Linked DNA regions of Homo sapiens: region 1 is linked to region 2. A link is a loop called in an ENCODE intact Hi-C map of the cell type or tissue named here. Cell type or tissue: IMR-90. All regions are shown on one strand.

Evidence for each region. Peaks named below come from ENCODE experiments on the same cell type or tissue, not always from the same donor. Only the 100,000 strongest peaks of a DNase experiment are listed, where the experiment ranks them.
Region 1: it touches region 2 in a loop (4-fold over the local background); 2 of 110 quality-filtered maps call a loop at or near these places.

What each region holds. Positions count from the first base shown.
Region 1 is chr2:174,518,915-174,526,914 of GRCh38, forward strand. LOC124906097 (a long non-coding RNA gene) reads right to left here. Exons shown (of 3, transcript XR_007087309.1): 3 at 2,309-4,082. LOC124906096 (a long non-coding RNA gene) reads left to right here and starts at 4,503. Exons shown (of 4, transcript XR_007087308.1): 1 at 4,503-4,759. In IMR-90, a CTCF peak has its summit at 3,823 (motif pointing left); no DNase peak of the experiment used is centred here; H3K27me3 peaks cover 2,061 bases.
Region 2 is chr2:173,399,489-173,407,488 of GRCh38, forward strand. No RefSeq gene overlaps it. Among named protein-coding and RNA genes, the nearest start is that of CDCA7, 49 kb to the left of the region's middle. RefSeq lists a silencer at 3,008-3,177. In IMR-90, a CTCF peak has its summit at 3,089 (motif pointing right); a DNase peak (open chromatin) is centred at 3,063; H3K27me3 peaks cover 4,779 bases.

The DNA of each region.
Region 1 (8,000 bases), 1.1 Mb after region 2:
CTTATAGAATTTCAAGTAACGGTGGACCAAGAAAAGGCACTTAACTAATAATTACTAGTCCTGTCAAACTCTACCTCACACATATCTAGAATTAGCCCACTTCTCTCCAGCTCACTAACTACTTGATTCTGAGCCCCATTTACTCTCATCTGGCCTGTGCTAGCCTCCCAGATGCACCCTACCCGCTTTGCCCCACTGCAGTTTTTTCCCACGTAGCAGGTGGACCCACTAAATGTTTAAATCAGCAGGTGTTACTCTCCTGCTTAAGATTCTCTACCGGGTGCGGTGGCTCACACCTGTAATCCCAGCGCTTTGGGACGCTGAGGCGGGCGGATCACCTGAGGTCAGGAATTTGAGACCAGCCTGGCTAACATGGTGAAACCCCATCGCTACTAAAAACACAAAAATTAGCCGGGCGTGCTGGTGCATGCCTGTAGTCCCAGCTACTCGGGAGGCTGAGGCAGGAGAATCACTTGAACTCGGGAGGCGGAAGTTGCAGTGAGCCGAGATGGCGCCATCGCATTCCAGCCTGGGGGACAAGAACGAGACTTCGTCTTAAAAAAAAAAAAAGATTCTCCACTTCTGTGATGTGTCTTAGAAAGTAAGTCATGAACTGTCTCTGCCTACATCTTCCAGTTTATCTCCTTCTGCTTGTCAATGGTCCCTCTGCTGCAGTTTCTCTCTGCTCCCTCTGCCTGGAATGCCCTTCCCTCAGCTCAAGAATGTCTGACTCCTCATGATTATTGGGTCTCAGCTCTCTTCTCCTTGCCTGACCACCAATCTGAACGGGCTCCCCACTTCCTGTCCATCATGTTAGGTCACATCATCCGGCTTTGCTCTCCTCTTGGCTCTGATCTCAACCCCAATATGTCTTGTTTACTGTTAACCCTCTGAGTACAAGCCCTCTGAGATTAGTGAGTCTGTCCCATTGGTTCACCCCTGTATTTCCAGGTCCTAGAATGTCCCAGCACATAAGAGGGACTCAATAGCTCTTTGTGGCATAAATGAACTAAACCATTCATAGATTTATTCTCTTTTGAAATAAAAAGGAATACACTGTCACAAAATGTATTCACTGTCACAAAATGCATTTGCCATGTGCCTATTCTCATGGTTTCACTTCTTAGGGTTTTGCCAAAGAATCTGCTCTTAGGGGTTGCATTAGGTTCACTGTCACAAAAATGCATTTGTATTCACAGTCACAAAAATGCATTTACCATGTGCTTATTCTCATGGTTTTACTTCTTAGGGTTTTGCCAAAAAATCTGCTCTTAGGGGTTGCATTAGGTTCCAATGGCTGCTATAACCAAGTGGCACAAAATGAGTAGCTTAAAACAACAGAAATGTATTCTGTCACCATTCAGGAGGCCAGAAGTCCCAAATCAAAGTGTGGGTAAGCTTAGTTCCTCCTAGAAGCTCCGAGGGAGAAACCTCCTCATGCCTCTTTCTTAGCTTTTGGCGACCCGGCAATCCTTGGTGTTCCTTGCCTGGTGGGTGCATTGCTCCAATCTCTGCCTCCGTCTTCACATCACTTGCTTCTCTGTGTGTCTCTGTGCTTGCTGTTTTGACTCTTATAAAGACAATCATTAGATTTACGGTCCACTCTAATCCAGTGAGGTCTCGTCTTGATCCTTAACTAATAACATCAGCAGTAACTCTATTTCTATACAAAGTTGCATTCTGAGGTTCTGCATGGATATGCACTTTTCAGAGACACTACTTGCCCCACGCTAGAGCTTTAGAATACAACACAGAAACTTACAATCTACTCTTGCTGTAATGTAATGCACATACGTTGTTTTTTCGGTGGCCAGCAACCAAGAGCACCCTTCCCAGGAGTACCCCAATTTCCTATTGCATCTTCCAGTTGGAGGACAGTCTTGATCGGAATGTAACTCAATATTTCTCATCTCCTCTCTGCAACCAAGGAGCTACATGTGACCCAAAGTAAGACAACTGGACTCCTGGGATAACTTCTTTTCCCAAATGTATGCTATTTTATGTTTTGGCAAACTTTCAAGAGAGCTTTCATTCCATACTAAATTTCCTTTTTTTTTTAGAGAGAGAAGATCTCTGTCAGTCACTCAGACTGGAGTACAGTGGTGCGATCACCACTCACTGTATGCAGTTTTGAACTCCCTGGCTCAAGCAATCCTCCCACCTTAGCCTCCCAAGTAGCTGGTACTACAGATGTGCACCACCACGCCTGGCTAACTTATTTATTTATTTATCTGTAGAGACACTGTCTCACTATGTTGCCCAGGCTGGTCTCGAATTCCTGGACTCAAGTGATTCTCTTGCCTTGGCCTCCCAAAGTGCTGGGATTACAGGCATGAGCCACTGCACCTGGTCTCACATATTTTTAGTACTATAAATCTGTGAATGCCCAGCAAACATCAAGCAGACTGTACTCTTGGAACTTTTCATCTTGAGTGGAGGCGCATAAGGAATGGGAAAATATTGGAACACATATACTGGAGGAGCAGCACCCAGATAAGATCCTTCAGTTGTTCATGCTGCCTGGACTCCAGGAATTGCCTTCATTCCTGTCTTGTGTCCTGATTTGGCTCTCCAGCCTCCCATCTATCCTGAGTTCCTAGCTAGCACCCTGTTAAAAGTCTCTTTTTGCTTCTGTTAGTCAGAATCCATTTCCATCATTTGCATCCAAAGACATTCAACTATTACACCGAGATCCAAGATTTTTTTCAGCACTGTCGCTGTTTTGCATATTTAGCTCTGAGTTCTGACATGCTGAGTTTACTACTATATGAGATACTACCTTCAAAATGTCAATTTCATCCAAACCCACACATTAGTGCAATTACAAGACAGTACATTAGCATTATTATTAATTTATTTATAACCCAGCTTGTTCCAAAAGGATTTCATTGTGTTAAATTATCCTACAGAGGTATGGCAAGAAAAAAAACATTTAAAATAAGGAACAAAAATGAAACAAAGGAAGAATAAGAGGTAGAAAAGTGAGATGAAGCCACAAGAGAACCTAATCCATAAAAATGGTTACTGCCAAGGCTAGACAATAGGTAGGGGAAAGATGCAGTATCGTGAAAAGGTCTGCAGGCTACAGTTGTTGCCATGGTATTTGGCAACAATATTTTCTATTTTTCATAGTTCCTTCTCAACCTGAATTTCTGTTAAAAGCTTGCAATCTCTCGACATTGAAATGGGACCATGAGATAATTAAGCAGTTGCCAAATGGGAACTAACTGAATAACAGAAAAGAATACATTTGCTTAAAGTCTTTACGTTATTACTTTAAAGATGGTAAAAACCCTGAGATATCTGCTTTAATCTTCATCTCTCTTTCTTTCTCTTTCTTTTGTTTTTTTTGGTTAATATTAGTCAAAACCTGGAAGCTGCAGTGCCTTATTTCAAGTTATGATTTTTTAAATTTTGCTTTTCACAATAGATGGACCTTGAAAAATTTATTCTGTTATCTGTTTTTACAAATTCAAACACTCTAAATGGAAGACAGAAACTATTTAAAAGAAGATTTATAGTCAATCTTTTTGCAAACCAGGCATTACATTTTTACTTATTATTTTAGCGATGTGGGGTTTTCACATGTTATAGAAATGTCAGTTCCCGTCTTGCAGTTTTTATCAAGAAAGCAAAGCTCAGATTTTAAATGCAAATACTGCATAAAGATATTGCTCATACATAGTAACATAGTAAACACAATCATGCTGATCTTCATTATTGTAATGACGATTTTCCCATTTTAATATTTATTGCATTTTTTTTTCTATCAAACCTTTTTCAAAAAGGATCGGAGGCAACTGTGGAATACATCACAAGTGCCACCTAGTGCTTCCTTTGAAAATAATGCTTTTTTTTTTTGGTCTTCAGAAATAGGAACAAAACAAGATGTAGAACACCCATGCTCGTAGGCTGGATCTTGCTTAAGTAGTTCTGCTTCCTAAAAATGAGTGCATTTGTTTTCAGCCAAAACATATGTTGAAAGAAGAATTTGGAAGTGAGTTTCCTTGACTGTGCTCAGACCTCCCAATACTGCTTGGTTTTAATTCTACATAGGTAGACATGGCATTAAGTAAAGGATGCTAAAGAAAGGAAACATAAAATAAGGAATTTCATTAAACAAGAAGTAGCAGTAATTATTTCAAAAAGTATTTTTTCCATCTCCCAGTAGGAGTTGGCATCTTACTAAGTTTGATTTCCATCATCATCATCATCATTATTATTATTTTTTGAGACTGAGTCTCGCTCTGTCACCCAGGCTGGAGTGCAGTTGCGCAATCTTGGCTCACTGCAACCTCCACCTCCCGGGTTTAAGCAATTCTCCCGCCTCAGCCTCCTGAGTAGCTGGGATTACAGGTGCCCACCACCATGCCCGGCTAATTTTTGTATTTTTGTAGGGACGGGGTTTCACCATGTTGGCCAGGCTGGTCTTGAACTCCTGACCTCAGGTGTTCCACCTGCCTCAGCCTCCCAAAGTGCTGGGATTACAGGTGTGAGCCACTGCACCCGGCCCCATCATCATTATGCCCCAAATGACTCCTCTTCCCCATTTTCCCCATCTATAAAGCACTGTGACATCATCATCACCACCACCACCATCAACCACACGCATCAGCTGAGTGCCTATGGTGGTAGGCCTCAGAGCTGGTTGTCAATAAAACACACTCAGGCTTTAGGCTCTGCCTTCAAGGAGCCTAAAATTAACCTGTGAAGAGGAAGAGGAAAAGAAGAAGGAGGAGGACAAGAATGAGGCTGAAAAGTATGTGTACAATGATCAAACAGCAATACTAGATAAAAGCTTTCACCATTTTCCTGGTTCACAGACCAGAAAACTTTGGAACCATCCCCTCTCCTCTATCCAATCCTGGTACTTGGGTCCTATAGCATCCTCCTTTGGAATGCCTTCCTGATTTGTTTTTTCCTTCCCTATTGTGGGTTTACTCCTCCACCTCATACCTGGAAAATGGCAACAGACATACCACTTGGCCTCCTTCCTCTCCTACTGCCAGGCTACCTTGCCTAAAATGCTGCCTTTAACTTTTCATTCTCTTCCTTAAGAACAAGTTGTGGCTCTCTGGTGCTTCTCAGACCACGGGTACACATCTCAGAGCCTAATTTTGAAGATCTTTCCTAATCTACACAGACTTTATTCAATTTGATGAGCCATTACACTGCAACACTAAATTTTTACTCCTAGAGAGCAGGTCTCTCTTTACATTGGAAGCAAGGGGGCACATTATGCTTTCATTTCCTTTTTAAAAAATTATGTTTTTGTTTTGTTTTGTTTTTTCTTTTCTCTTGAGATGGAGTCTCCCTCTGTTGCCCAGACTGCAGTGCAGTGGCACAATCTCAGCTCACTGCAACCTCCACCTCATGGGTTCAAGCAGTTCCCCCACCTCAGTCTCCTGAGTAGCTGAGACCACAGGTGCCCGCCATCATGCCCAGCTAATTTTTGAATTTTTTTAGTAGAGACGGGGTTTCGCCATGTTGGCCAGGATGGTTTCAAACTCCTGACCTCAAGTGATCTGCCCACCTTGGCCTCCCAAAGTGCTGGGATTACAGACGTGAGCCACCACTTCTGGCCAATGGTTTTTTTTTTTTCTTGTGGTATTTCTAGCTGCCTTTTTTTTTTTTTTTGCACCTCTTGTGTCATTTGCCTTTATAATATATTCAACCTTTTTTCAGTTACTTCATTTTATTACTTAAAACCATTCCCCTCCTCCATGTACACTTTTTTCACTGGTGACTTTCCTCCTGCGGCGTCACCTTCTCCTCCAATCTCTACTGGTTACTCTTTCATCTTGCCTCATAGCAAGTCACATTGCAACTTCCCTTTCCTGTTTTTTGGGTTTGTTTCACTGTTTTCTGGATCACTGGTCTTCCCCTTTCTTCATTTTCTCCTTGTTTTGCTGCAGAATATTTTTAAGCAATTTCCCAAAAATGGGCACATGGGAGGTAATTGCTTCAAGTCCTTGCATGTGTGGAAAAGTGTCTTTATTCCACCTTCACACTTAATTGTGCTTGCCTGGCCACACTATTGCAGTTCATAATCATGTTACCAATAACAGTAGCTATTTCCTCGTTGTGTTTTAGTACCTTTTTGTCTTAGTCCGATTGTGCTGTTATAACAAAATATCATAGACTGGGTAATTTATAAAGAACAGAAATGTACTTTCTCACAGTTCTAAAGGCTGGAAGTCCACAGTCAGGGTGCTGGCAGGTTCAGTTGTCTGGTGAGGGCTGTCCTCTGTTTCCAAGATGACTCTTATTGCTGCATCCTCCAGTGGGAAGGAACGCTGTGTCCTCTCATGGCAGAAGACAGAAGGGCAAGAGAGCTGAAAGCTGCCTGAAGCCTGTTTTATAACGGCCTTCATCCCATTTGTGAGGGAGAAGCCCTCATGGTCTAACCACCTCTTAAAAACCCCACCTCTTAAGAGTATCACATTGACCAACAAGGTTTAATCTAACATCTGAATTTTGGAGGGGACACATTCAAACCATAGCACAGTGTTGCTGATGAGAAGTCCAATGTCAGTCTGACTCTTGTTCTTTGTAACATGGAAGATAAATTGTTCCAATTGCACTGCTGTCAAGTTAAATCCTAACAACCCATTTCCCATTTCTAAAATTGAGACTCACAGGTCACACTGTGCTTTTAGTGCTAACTAATGACATATCAGAGTCTGGCTCTGAAAATACAGAACTTCATAATTTAAAAAAATGTCTAATAAAGAGGTGAAAAAGATATTTCTTCTCCATAGCAACTAGAGAGAGGGAGAGAAAGAGATCGTTTCATAGCTTAAAACTTTGTAAAAGAATCTGATGAGGTAAGATGTTAAATGTGAACTCTCACAAGACATCAGTCTTATTTCCAGTGTGATATAAAGTCTTGCACAAATATTCCCAACTTCTACCCACTTTTTCTGTTTTAAGTAAATTTATCATTGAAATTATTATTGAACAAAGAAGTCCTGTAGATGCTAGAAATTTTAGAAATTGTTGCCATATAGCGTAAGCATGACCTTCAACAACATTAGTAATTCTGGCTCATAGTCTTACTTGTTGGTTTGTTGCCTTGGTGATAATGTAGTTGATGCCTATGTTCCCAGTGATATAAACATTAACAGGGTTTCTCAGTCAAATCAAAAAGAGGATTGGCTTTCTCTCCTTTTTCCTATTTGCATAATGGACAAATAAAAGTCTATTCTGCTAGAGTCTTCAACACAAAAAAAAGTTTAAGGTCTTGTCCTAGTTACATCTCCACAGAGATACCAGTTGCTTCAGCATTGTGACTTCTCAAACTAAGTGTTGGTTTTACAAGATGTTTTATTTAGGATACCTGAGCACTATTCACAACATGGTACCTTTTCAGTATTATTTGCAACATGTATTGTTTAGATGCCCTTAAGGAAACTTTGGAAGGGGGAAGGAATATTTGATATCAGTGTAAAAGGCAAAGGGGGGCCGGGCATGGTGGCTCACGCCTGTAATCCCAGCACTTTGGGAGGCTGAGGCAGGTGGGTCATGAGGTCAGGAGTTCGACACCAGCCTTACCAACATGGTGAAACCCCGTCTCTACTAAAAATACAAAAATTAGCAGGGTGTGGTGGCAGGCACCTGTAACCCCAGCTACTCAGGAGGCTGAGGCAGGAGAATCACTTGAACCCGGGAGGTGGAGGTTGTAGTGAGCAGAGATCACGCCACTGCACTCCAGCCTGGGTGACAGAGCAAGACTCTGTCTCAAAAAAATAAAAAATAAAAAAAAAAAGGCAAAGTGGTAGTTCCCTTAATTTACAAAAATTCAAAACCAAAAACATTTTCTATATTACCGTAGTATTAAATCTTTACTAAATGTATTATTGTATAGAGTAACCAGCTCCACAACATAGACTAGTAGAAAAAAATAATGCTGTGGAAAGAAACCTTTTTCAGGTCCATATGAGCCTTTATATCATCATTGAAAGTGATCTAATAGACAGTAGATAAACAGAATGGAATAG
Region 2 (8,000 bases):
GCAGTATTTCATCCCTGCCCCAAGGTCAGCTCTGGAAATCTGGGATAGAGAACACCACAAAACAGAGTGGGGAGCAGAAGAACCAGTAGCCTGTCTAGCTCTCCTAACAAAACCCTAGTTATTTTCATCATTGCTCCCAGTAGATGCCCTGATCAGATGCACAAACCAATGATTATGTTGGTAAAGACCCAACATTTCTAATGTGTCTGTGCCTGCGTAGATTCATTTAGACGAATCCATATTATTAAAACAACTTGCACAGAACACGATCACAGATCCTTCATTGACAAACAAGCGAACTGGGCTGCTGATGAGTCTCTGAACTGTCTTTTAGCTGAATTGTTGTTAAATACAAACATGGTCCTTTTTTTTCTAAAGGGGCGCATGTTAAACAATTTAATATTTTAGAAAAATACTTTCCCTTATTTAAATGAAAATAAGTAATGTAGTTTGCAAAGTAAAAGGCAGGGTTTCATCTTTTAGACAAAAAAAAAAATTAAAAGAGAGAGAGAAAGACATGTATTGTCTATTTAACAATCAAAACACTACAATAAAATAAAATAAAATCGTGGTATCATAATAATGAGTTCTCTTTCAAATGGTTTGCTCTGAACTAAATTGTGCTCTTTATGTAATAGAATGACAAATTGTTTAATTCAGTATCAAATATTCATGAGCTGTAAATGTGCTGCATCACCAGAACGGGTGCAAAATCATAAACAAATACTGTAGCATGCACAGAAATGGAAGCTAACAGAAGTGGACGTCTGCACAGATTTTCAACATTGTTGTGGCTTTGCGTCTATGAGAGAGAGAGGGGAGAGAAAGAGAACACCTCCTTCTCCAGCTATCTCCAAATGCTGCCGTGGGAGAATAAAAGGGTGAGAAAGGAACCTGGATGTGGATTCGCATAGCTCCGATTCTCCTGCAGATCAGAAGGCTAAAAGCAAATCAGAGATTAGACCACAATATGACGGAAATTCCTAGACATTTCAAAATGGTGCAGGGCAGTATTTATTTATTAGAAAAGAGTATGCATGTGAACTCTTTTTTTTTTAAAGGTTAGAATGGCTAATTATTCTGAGTATGAATTTTAAAGTGAAGCGTCTTCGATCATTCAGGGAGAAATACATGAGAAACCCTCATTTGCATCATCTACATGGTCATTTGTTTGCCCTTTGCATGGCAGGGCTTCAGAGGAAAATCCAGCTCCAGGCTGCAAGGCTCCGAGAGTCTTCTTAGACCTCTCTGGAACAAATGTATTCACTTAGAATTAGGTTTCTTCTTTTAGCTTCAGCCAAACGCCCTCAGTGCCACACAGGTTTCCCTCTCCTCCCTTTCTCCTTCCCCTCCCCTCCTCTTCTCTCCTTTCTCCAGTATTTATCCTCATAGAAGTGGAAGGACTGGCGTTTAGAAGGAGAGAGGAATATGTCAGTCCTTCAAGGACAACGTACAGGTTCCCTTTGCCCTACAGGGGGCAGACCCTATCATTTCCTAGCTGACACATTTGGCCTCACGGGCTCTCTTCTGGAACCCTTGAGTTCAGAAAGGGTTGAACACTGCCCATTTCCTGCTGCAGTCCCTTCCAGGAGTTCTGTTCCCATGCCTGTAAGCAGTCATTTGGAGTTGCCTAAGAAATCTTTAAGAACTTCACAATATTGAAATCAACTCTTTCAAATGGCATGAAGAATTTTTTGGTTATTAACTCCACCATCTCCCGTTAGCTAAGCTCATTTGTTTTCCCTTGAGAGAAGAGCTCTTCTAGCATCTAATCATACCTAATCTTTCTGCAAAGTTGTTTTCCTAAAAAATTGTGTAAATCAAGTTTTTGTAAATCTAGTCATATGTTTTATGCATCAGGGGAACTTGGAATGTAAAGGAATCTCATGGTGTATGCATACTTCTGTAAAATGAAGATTTGCTCCCTTATTTATTCATTTTTGTAAATCTGAATAATTATTTACTGAGTTGAAGGAGGTATGCCTTTATTTAGGCTTTTGCATTTGGTATCTTTCCATTTTTTATTTTCAAGGTGCCCCAAAATGGCCACACATTCCACCTTTGGAGGAGGAAAACACAGCCAACATGCTCCCTAATTCTAAGTCATAAAGAGCCTCGAAATTCTGTGCCAGTAGTTCATAAGGAGTCCTCGTTTGATCTAGAAAACCAGCAGAAAACCTTGCCGCTGTCCCACAGGAGAGATACACATTTCACACTGACTGGGTTCTACTCCTTCCTTCTTTCCCTTCTTCTTCTCCTTTAGCAAATGAAAAGATGCACAGTACTTGCGATTTCAAATAGAATGGTGTCTGTTAAAGCTTTACCTAGGAGGAATTCCCCAAATCAAGGGACATGGAATTACTCAGCCACAGGAATTCTGGAGAATCCGGTCTCTGAAGATGAAGCTAGAAATGAGCAAAGGTTTACTGTTCGTTGTTTTCCTCGGCAGACAGCGCAGGGTCCTTATGGCATGGAAAGGCTGAGCTGTTGGAGCAGAGTGAAACCTGATTCCCAACATCTGTGCTCTAGACCCCACTCCGAAGGGGGACTTTCTGGAGGTATTTTTCTACTCTCCGTCCCCTGGGTCCCAATTAAGGGAAACACTTTTTTTAGACATGTTATTATCCCATGATAGAAAAGCAGGACTCACTGTTCCTCCTTCCCTCCTTCCCTCCTTTCTTCCTTCCCTCCCTCCCTCCCTCCCTCTCTCCCTCCCTTCCTCACTTTTTCCTTTCTTCCTTTCCCCCATCTAGATGAGCAATGCAAAAGGTCTGGTATTTGAGAAATGTAATTATATTAGTGATAAACTTCATGGTTTAATTTGGGAAATCTCCCAAACCTAAATTCCCAGCCCGGAGGAGTCCAATTAGATCTGGGCTGGGAAAACTAGAATATATTTCAGCGAAGGGGAAATAACCAAGGGGAAGCGAGAACCGCGAATGGCCAAACACTGATGTCGGCTCAAGTCCTCCTCGGAAAATGCCTGTGTATGAGGATAAAGTGGCTGGTGGAAAGTTCACTCAATCAGGGCTGCACGGTCTTGTGGAATAAAATACGTCCAGACAGGGTTACGACGTGCTTTGGATTCCAGCAGGGGGAGCTCTGACTCTGGAAACCGGTCAGTGGCCACCGAACGCTGTTTCACCGGGTCTAGACCTTTGGAGATCAGCGTTCTCTGGTCGCCAAGGTTGGTAACAAGGTCCGTGGGTAATGTCGCTGAACCAGAAACAGAGGTCTCCCTTTGCACAGTCCCCGGTGAGGAAAGCAGTTAACACCTCTGTAGAAACACAGCTGAAGAGGCATTTTAGGAGCAGGTGACCAAAGTCTTACAAAGGCAGCCGGGAAAAAGTCAGGGATGGAAATTAAAGCCCCCGTTTCCTCCTCTTTTTCCCTTCCATACCCCTAGGCATAACTGTTTCTCACTCGGGGGCTGAGCTCTGATATGACATCCTGTGAGGATACCTTTAGCAGGGGGAGCCACAACCCCAATTTTAAAAACTGCCTGTGGTTGGGATGAGCTAGATTTCCTGATGCCATCAGTCAGCTCTGGGCACTGCTGCGCCCTGCTGCTCTCACTTTGGGTGCCTAGGAAGGAGAAACACAATACCTTCGTGCTGTAGCTACATCAGTGCCAAGAGACCCCACTTCCCACGTCTTCTGGACTTGGCTCAGAAGCATCTGCAGAGAGACAAGGAAGCCCCACAAAATGTGGACAAATGCCATTCCAGCCCATGAAATAGCTGAGAAAGAGGGGCTCGGCACAGCATTTTCTAAGCTACGTTGTGTGAAAGGTTGCTGGACCCTAAGGGGCTCCCAGGTATTTATTTCATGCGGTAAAAAGTGTTCTGATGTCAGAGTCTGAGAAAGCCTGTAGGCACTATCTGTGCATTCCCCACTCCCCCAACTTTTGTGGAAAGAAATCTTGTTACAAGTCCTATAAGTTCTACAGTCCAAACAAACAAATGAAAAAGCCCACTTAAATTTGTCTGATCCAGCACTTCCAAAACTTATCTGACCATGACGACCATGACATTTTGTCTTTTCCTTTCCACAAAGCACCTATGTTCTAGGCACTTGTGTCTTGTGGAGCATACCTTGAGAAATACTGAGTATGCATAAAAGAGCAAAGTTCTAGGGGTGAAGAAACTTCTGCATTCCTGTAGATCGGTTCTGATCCTAACGTCTGCTATGATTCTTTTTTTAAGATGGTATTTCGCTCTTGTTGCCCAGGCTAGAGTGCAGTAGTGCAATCTCGGCTCACTGCAACGTCCGCTTCCCAGGCTCAAGCGATTCTCCTGCCTCAGCCTCCTGAGTAGCTGGCATTATAAGAACCCACCACCACACCTGGCTAATTTTTGTATTTTTAGTAGAGATGGGGTTTCACCATGTTGGCCAGGCTGGTCTCGAACTCCTGACCTCAGGTGATCCGCCCCCCTCAGCCTCCCAAAGTGCTTGGATTACAGGCGTGAGCCACTGCGCCAGGCCTGCAGCTATGATTTTTGACATCACGTAGCCTCTCTGAACCTCAGTTTCCTCTTCTGTAAAATGATGACTCCTCCATTCCTACACATCTGCATGGCTCCTGGCTGAAAGGGGAAGGATGGATGTCCGAATATACCTAAAATTTGTGCTCCTGGAGACAGAAATGGATCACACATTTATGTTGAAAGTAGGTTGTAGACTTTTGTCTACAAATAGACAAAATGAACAAAATCTTATGACCAGAGGAGACACTATTCCCCTCTCTTCCTATTTGGCTTATAAATCACAATTCACACCAGTCCTGTGGCTACTTGTATATCTTTATCTGTCTGCTTTGCTTAATCTATGGACTAGCTGCATGCAGCATTCCCTTTGCTATTTATATGCAAGACTGCGAGTTTAAAAAAATTCATGTAATGAATGAATTTTAATTGTTGAGGACATTTATTCAGAGCTTTAATGGGGATTCTACAGATTGCAAGGATTTACAGTCTTTTCTGAGGAATAGCAGGAGCCAGAGTGCATGACGGTGGTATTATAGTTGGGACTGACATTAATGGCATGGTCCAAGTTGTAAAGTGTACACCTGAAGGTTTATTTCTAAATTGCTATAAAGGACAGTGGCGAGGGTGATCAGGTCCTCTGTGCTAAAAGGGCGTTTCTTCTTTCCCCCCAGATCTCTACCTCTCCTTCACTTGAGAATAGAAATGGCAAAAGGAAACAGAATCACCTTAACTGCCTTTCCTTGGGGGTGTTGATCAGATGCATCAGAAGGAAGATAAGGCAGTGTGGCTTTGCAGTATGGCATGACCGGCCACCCAACCACCTTGCTCATGCCCAGCTGCATGCACTTTCTCAGCAATGTTTATCCAACAAACATTGATTGAGCACCTACTATGTGCCAGGTATTTATTCCCATCAAGTGGAAAGTCCTCTTTTCCAAGCTGCAGCTAAGTTCTGGCTCCTCTATGGAGGCTTCCCTGATATTTCCAGGCTTCACTAATATCTGCCAAATTCTAAATTGTTATAGTTGGGGTTACACAATTGAGCAGTCATTATATACTTCTTGGTTGCTGTGGTTTCAAATAAATGTCTAAGATGTAAGCTTCAAGAGAGCAAGGGCTGCGTCCTAATAATCTTTTACTTGCTCTTGGTGCTTCTATAAACACAATTCACCAAATCAGATCAACAAACAACAGACTCTGGACAATCCTTCAGACTACATGTCTCTGCACCTCGAGGTAATACAATGTGTTTTTCAGCCAATAGTGTATGCCGTGCTGTAGGTGCCCTGGCAACTATCCCTAATGTCTACTCTCTTTGTTCTAGTTGGTTTCTGTTTGTTTCAGAATTAGAGGGTCAGATTTGGTGTTTACTTCTCACTATTTGTTATTGATCATGTTGTGCATTAAGATTTGGTAAACTCAGCAGAACTGAGTGGCTTTCTGGGTGGTCTGAATTCATCTCCAAAGGCAACTTCCACTGATGTGGTCTTTTTTCCTGGCTTTCTGTTTTACTAGTTTGTGGCTAATTACGAGGGCTTCAGTCAGTCGATGTAGCCACAGATGACACTAACACCCTAGGTGGCCCAGGGGAGGATTTGTGGAGCTGTGGTGTCTGGGCTTTTTCAGAGAGGCCTGCAGGGAAATTACCGACGTGGGTGTGGACTTTGTCTCTGTCCTTCCTACGCCTCTCCTACTGGCATCCTCCCCCAACTGAGGCTCTGCCTCCACCTGTCCTGGAGTCTGATCTAGGTATTCCCTGCCACAAGCATCTTGCCTAAGTAACTTGGGGCTGGTAAGTGTTTACAGTGGGCCACCTCCCGAGAGCATACTTATATGAAAAATTCATCTGGAATACCCAAAAGTGTTTCATAAAGCCTAACTTGGCTGGTTTTCCCCAACAAATTGTAACCTTTGCACACGTTTTCACAGTCTACAAAATGCTTTCATGCACAGTGTCAGTCGAGCTGTAAAACAACCATGTGAAGTCAGGGGAGTGGTGGAGAGGCAGGGATCAGATGACTTGCACAGTGAGTGCAGAAGAGGTGGCAGGGCTGGAACCCACCAGTTCTTCTGACTTGTCCCTGCCCTGTTTTGCCTTGAATTGTGGTTATTGGAGTAGACATCCTTTATTCTCATAGACTGTAATATGATGTAGTGGAAAAGTAGTCAGTCTGAACACCTGAAACTAAAGCCAGGTCTATTCCTCATAAGCAAGTGGATACTACTACCAATAATAATTATAATAAATCACAGCTCCAGTGTATCCAGCACTTACTATGTATGAGGAATTGTACTCATATTATCTCATTTAATACTCAAACAGCCCTCTGCAATGGAGCTTAGAGCAAGGTTTCACCATCACTAACTGATGCTCAGATTGAAGCCAAGTTTTCTCTGTTTCAAGCCCATGATTATTCAGTTTCTGCCTTGGTTGTTGAGAGGTTTAAGCAAGATAACCATGTGTCTCACATGGTGCCAGATTGATGCAAGTTAAGCTTACAAGAAACAGTAGGTCTGTCTCTCCTTTTCCTTGAGTCTAGGGATGTAATCACCACCCCACCCCACCCCTTGGTATTCCTCATAGCATAGTGTTTTGCATAAGTCAGTCCTAGGTGAACGTTCATTGAGTTAAATGGAAATCAAAGCTGAGAATGAGGAAATTAGTCTGCTCTCCTCAGCAGGTAGGGGAAGTAATGAAGACCAAGCAGTTCCATTGCAAGAGTTGCTGGCATCTAGGTTGGTGCATAATGAGACTAGGGTTGTGGCTTTGGTCCCCAACCACTACCTCCTGGTTCTTCACCCACCACCCTGGCTGCCCCTCTTACAAAGGAAACATCTTTTGTAAGCATCTTTCTGTCTTTCCCCTTCATGTTACTGTATCTACGAGTTCTGTCTACATCGAAGCCTTGCAAATGCCATTCGCATTACCAACTCCCCTGCTATAGGTGCATATATATCCCAACACCTACTCAGCCTGGAGTCCCATACCTCATACTTAGCACGTCTTGTACTGAATTCATTATTCCCTCATCCCACTTAGCTGCTTTTCATGTTAAGCTCATTTGAATCACTTCGAATAATGTTGGTTTTATTGTAAGGATACATAGGTGGGAGAACCTAGTTAAAGCTGAAAAAGCAAAAACCAAAACCAGGCCCCAGGGGAAGAGAAACTGTAATGGGTCAGGAAAAGTGAGAGCCCAGAGCAACTCTTGGATGTTAAGAGCAGGAATCAGGGTGGCTTTTGCATGTGTCGCTAACCTAACTCAGCTATCCCACTTGACACTTGCTTCTGAGTGGCTGGTCCATGCCTGGGATGTGCATTGTTTCTTTACCTGACAACTCTGCTAACTTGTTTCCTCGTTCTCATCTTACTCATATTTCCACTTCTGCATAACTCGTGCATGCCTTGACGCCTCACAAGCCAACTCTAGCTCATGGAATGTCCATGCCAGTTTTAGATCCTACTGAATGCTGCCTCATTCTCTCAGTATTTTTGTGGTTCAAATTGGAGAG